2 separate regions of the Homo sapiens genome follow, and region 2 is linked to region 1. A link is an interaction called in ENCODE POLR2A ChIA-PET data of the cell type or tissue named here. Cell type or tissue: GM12878. All regions are shown on one strand.

The links. Peaks named below come from ENCODE experiments on the same cell type or tissue, not always from the same donor. Only the 100,000 strongest peaks of a DNase experiment are listed, where the experiment ranks them.
Region 2: POLR2A ChIA-PET joins it to region 1 with 6 read pairs; 7 of 35 experiments call an interaction of 5 or more read pairs at or near these places.

Annotation. Positions count from the first base shown.
Region 1 is chr2:134,281,677-134,284,176 of GRCh38, forward strand. All of the region lies in intron 2 of MGAT5 (alpha-1,6-mannosylglycoprotein 6-beta-N-acetylglucosaminyltransferase), which reads left to right. Among named protein-coding and RNA genes, the nearest start is that of MGAT5, 29 kb to the left of the region's middle. RefSeq lists an enhancer at 693-902. In GM12878, no CTCF peak of the experiment used is centred here; DNase peaks (open chromatin) are centred at 1,095 and 1,505; H3K4me3 peaks cover 1,212 bases; H3K27ac peaks cover 2,500 bases.
Region 2 is chr2:134,126,774-134,129,273 of GRCh38, forward strand. It overlaps MIR3679 (microRNA 3679), which reads left to right and starts at 352; the gene lies at 352-419. It also overlaps a transcript of MGAT5 not described here. In GM12878, no CTCF peak of the experiment used is centred here; a DNase peak (open chromatin) is centred at 960; H3K4me3 peaks cover 1,395 bases; H3K27ac peaks cover 581 bases.

The DNA of each region.
Region 1 (2,500 bases):
CCAGAAACTGCCTGACCCTTTACTGTACCTTCCCACTCCAAAATGGGGAGGGGAACTCCTGTGCGGGAGTGCTCAGCTCTCAAGGGAAGACAGTCATTAACCTGTCTAAACTCTATGTTAATAGAACCTTCTCGATAATTGCTTTCATTAAGTGTGGTTAATGTGAACAGTACAAGTTATAGCAAGATTTGCAGAAGAACAAAGTAAATATTTAAGACTTTATTTCAGGATGCAGTTGGGTCGAGGCAAGGAGAAGATTAGTAGAAGCTGTATCTGATGGTATCTGAGGTTGAAACACAGTGAACCTCTTGGCAGAAGTGCCAGTCATTTCTCATCAGTGGTTCACAGAATCCTAACTCTGGGGAGGCAGATGGGTGTCTCCTGGAGATGGTTGTGTGTTCAGGTTTTCTCCTTTCGCTTCTGGCCTCTGTCAGACATGAATGACATGGTGATGAAGATAAACTGCCTTCCCTGTACTGCCCAGGAATGCAATGAGGATTAAGAAGGTGGCTTTTAGCCTGTGTCTATGCCACATGGGGAGGATGGTTGCTCCCTGAGGGCAGAAGGCCATTATTAGCAACTGAGTTGGCCAGGAGTGTGTGCCATGCCGGGCTGGGTGTACGGAGCTGTCAAGCCAGGCACCTGGGGATTAATTTAGCATGGGTTTTCATGCCCCCGGGCTACCAGTGACCATACAGCCATCATCTCTACCTTTGAGTTGATGTGTATAACTGAATAATAGTGCTGTGTTTTCAAAAGGAAAGGCTTAAAAAACAGTGCTTCTGTAGTACAAGGAGGGATGCTCTGCTGAAAATCTGGAAATTACAGCTAAGCAAAAAGATGAAAATACAAAGTAGCTGTTATTCTACCACCCAGAGATCGATTTGTTTCTTTACTAACAGATACGGCAAGTGCCTGTTCTGTGCCAGGCACTGTCTAGGCACTGGAGATAGTGATGAGCAAAACCATCTCTTCTTTCTGGAGATGACACTCCAGCAGTGAAGGCAGATAGGAAACAAATACATAAACACATCTGGTGAAAAATGCTTGAGGAACAGCAAAGTAGGGTAAGAAATTAGCGAAGGAAGTGGGTGCTGTTTCAGGTTTGAGGCTTGTCAAGAAAGCCTCTCTGAAGAAGAGAGATTGAGCAGAGACCCATATTATTGAGTGAGGGAGGCCTGGGGTTCTCCAGCTAGCTGCCAGCAGGATCAGTCTGTACAACAGCCCAGGGCACATTCTTCCTGGGTGCATTTAAGAACCACTGTTGGGCCCTTTTAATTCTAATACAGAAGGTGGCCTATTAAAACCAAAACCGAAAAAAAAAAAAAGGACCCTTTACTGTATCATCTGTCATTTATGTTTCTGCTAGGCTCAAACTAGACTTTTGAGAGAGCAGTGTTGGAACCACAGAAAGGTCTGGATGTGTTAACGCATTGGTTCAGCATGTGATGAGACTTGTGTGCGCAGTACAGACTCAGGCTGCTGGGGTTCAAGTCTGAGTTCCACAGTGGTGCAACTGTGGTGAAGTCATTTAGAGAGGTTAAGTCTCAGTTCTCTCATCTGTACAGCAGAAACTAGCTCATGGGGCCACATGAGAAAGTGTCTGTGGAGGGAGGGCTGGCACATGGTTAAGTGCTCAGGAAATACTGGCTGTTGCTATAATTAACAAAATGTGGTTTTGGCAAATGGTTTTAAGAGGGTCTGTATGTGCCTTTGTTCCATAAGTTTTTAACCAAAACTAAGGAGCCTCGAAAATTATGTTAGAGGCACCAAATGGGGAGCAGGTTCTAGTCATTCATCAAAGAAGGGGCTAAATAAAATCAAGATTTAACAGAAGGATCACACATTTGAGGTAGGGTTTGGAGTTTCAGTCATGAAGTCGGTGCACAGTTTATATAGGGTTCAACTTCTTGTCTGTAGGTGCCTGTCTCTATTCACATTTAAAGCCATTGTTGAGGAATGTAGTATCTTTTTTTTTTTTTTTTTTTTTTTTTTTTACAGAAACTCTTCTCAGTTTGGAGAATGTGGGTGTGTGGCTTTGAGGCTTCAGAATCCCACCGTGAAGTTGTCATTGGTCTTCATGGTTATTTATGAGGCTTGACTTAAGCTGGGTCCTGTTCTTAACAGGAGAACGATACAGCTTCCCCCGGCCGCTGGGTTCTCTTTCTGTGATGCAAGGATACATCGCTGCACTAGGCTCTCTGAGAAATTTGTGACTGGCTAGCAATTAGAGTTGAGAATGTAAACTGGCCACAGATTGAGGAATTCCAGGCTAGAGACTGTGAGCCCTAGTGAAGAAATGTAGGGTCAGGGCTCAGGAGGCTGGGATTAAGCCCACTGCTGACAGAATTGATGCTGAGACCTTCAGCACATCACATTATCTTTGTTTCCTCTTTCAGATCCAGAGATTCATGAGCTTTTATAAGTGGAAAAGATTTAGATGTTCTAACATTTCCTCCAAATGGGAGATTGCAACTTTCCAAAATCCTTGGTGGATGGT
Region 2 (2,500 bases), 150 kb before region 1:
GGCTAGGTGTTTACACACTGCCACAAGCAGGGCCAAATTCTGTCTACACATTCAGTGTGTAACTACTACCTTTCAACATAAGGAAGTTTGGTATCAGTCTTCTTGCAGCTGCTTTTTTTTTTTTTAAACCATCTTATTTTCACCTCCAGTTTGTTATTTACAAGCATCCATGCCGGTGAGGAGTTTTCTGAATGACCGATTCTTTCTTGGATGCAAAGAGAAAGTACCATCTCTGCCTCATGCTCTGTGTGATTTCTCTGTTTTCCTTTGGCACCTTTCTTAGTATTTGTTTGGTATACTTCCTTCGTCCCCTTTCCTGTAATTTTTTAGAGCACCTAGTTAGAGGCCCCACGTGGTGAGGATATGGCAGGGAAGGGGAGTTTCCCTCTATTCCCTTCCCCCCAGTAATCTTCATCATGCGGTGTCCCCAGTCCTGTGTAAGACCTTTGCAAACACAGCTTCAAGCCCCTCTGTTCATCTTGATTGCCTTCCCTCTGTAAAAAAGTTCTAGTCTCTGTGACTAAGAATGTTAACATTCTTCCTTTATTTGATTTTTAGCTATTATGCTTGGTGGGTTTAAAGATGACATTGTTATTGGGCAGTCTTCACTGTACATTACACACAAATGTAATTCTCCTGGGTAAATACGATCAACTTTTAGAGGTTCACCATTCCTCCTTTGCAATTCTTATGTCCAGTGAGCTCCTTCAAGGAAAAGGTTTCCCCCCCCCCCAGGCTTGTTCCAACCCCCCCAAAACAAAAAAAGAAACATGTAGGTCCAATAAAGAAAGGAGTGTCATGGAGCTCTCATGGGTACAGGCTGGAAGCTCCAGGCCTGGCGTGCTGGAGTCACGAGATGAGCTGTCCAGGCAGCATGGCATCGTGAGTGAACTCCGACCGTGGCAGGTGAGGCTTCTGCACTTAGCTGGCTGTCTTCATGTGGGCCGATTCTGTGGTTAGTGATTCTGATTTCTCATCTGAAAAGTGGTGCATCACTTAGCCCCTCCCACACTTGGAGGGTTCTACTAGTGTGCCTGCGTGGCTGGGTTCTGCACACTCAGCTACTTTAGTTTCTTTAGTCTATCCTTAAAAAGATTCCTAGGTGTGTTCCTGATTTTGAGGTTCCGTTTGGTCATTATGCTCTTTCAGAGTTCATCTTTTAAAATCAGTCTGTGGACATTTTTTTTTTCCTCTTAGCACAGTTTATGGTCTCATGCAGGTCAACAAATTGGGACTCTGAATGTGAGTGTGTGTGTCCACACACCACTAGGGCTTATTACCTTATTGTCAATGTTATCTTAAGAAAAAGTGGAGGCTGGGTGCAGTGGCTCATGCCTGTAATCCCAGCACTCTCAGAGGCTGAGATGGAAGGATTGCTTGAGCCCAGGAGTTTGAGACCAGCCTGAGCAACAAAGCAAGACTCCTGCCTCTACAAAGAAAAAAAAAAAAGAGAGAAAGAGAAGGAGAGAATGAAAGAAAAGAAAAAGAAAAGAAAGAGAGAGAGAGAAAGAAGAAAGAGGGAGTGATCAGAGAGCTGCAGGTTTGGAGTAGCCATCAGTTAAAGGAAGTCTGCAGAAAGTTTCTGTGAAAGGATTTTGTTACTATGGCCTTTCCCCTAGTACCAGCTTGTTAAGTAGTATAGGTAGGGGATCCTTGGTAATACTGTGTATTAAGATTTTATTGTTCTTCCTGTAAAGTGTTTTTCATGATAATGAGTTGCTTATTCTATGATAGTGCCTTTTCTCTATTTCTGTAAGCAGAATCAAATACAACTTTCAAGTTTTATTAGTTCTTTTTTTTTTAGAGACAGGGTCTTTCTCTGTCACCCAGGCTAGAGTGCAGTGGTGCAATCATAGCTCACTGTAACCTCCAACTCCTGGGCTGAAGTGATTCTCTTGCCTCAGCTTCTTGAGTAGCTAGGGCTACAGGCATGTGTCACCACGCCTGGCTAAATTTTTAAAAAAAATTTTAGTTTTTGGAGAGACACGAGTCTTACTATGTTGCTCAAGCTGGTCTCGAAGTCCTGGCCTCAAGCGATCCTACTGCCTTAGTCTCTCAAAATGCCTTAGTCTCTCTTAGTGCTCACAGTTGTGAGCCACCGTGTCTGGACAGCTTTCCATTTTTTGATGCCATGTCTGGTTAATACTCTTTAAGTTTCCGAGTTTCTTCCTCCTAGTTCAGTGGTTTCAAGTGTGACTGTTCTATTTCCTCACTGTCAGTCTCTAATAGAAATACTACAAGATTACTTCTATTGCTGCTGTAACAGCCACAAACTTAGCAGCTAAAGCCACACACATTTATTCTCTTTGAATTCTGTAGGTCAGAGGTCCCTTATGGGTCTCACTGGCCGAGATCAAGGTGTCTATTCCTTTCTGGAGGCTTGAAGGGAGAATCGGTCTCCTTGCCTTTTCTAGCTTCTAGAGGCTGCCCGTGTTCCTAGGCTCATGCCCCCTTCTCCAGTTTCAATGCCAGCAATGTCCAGCTGAGTCCTTGTCTCTCT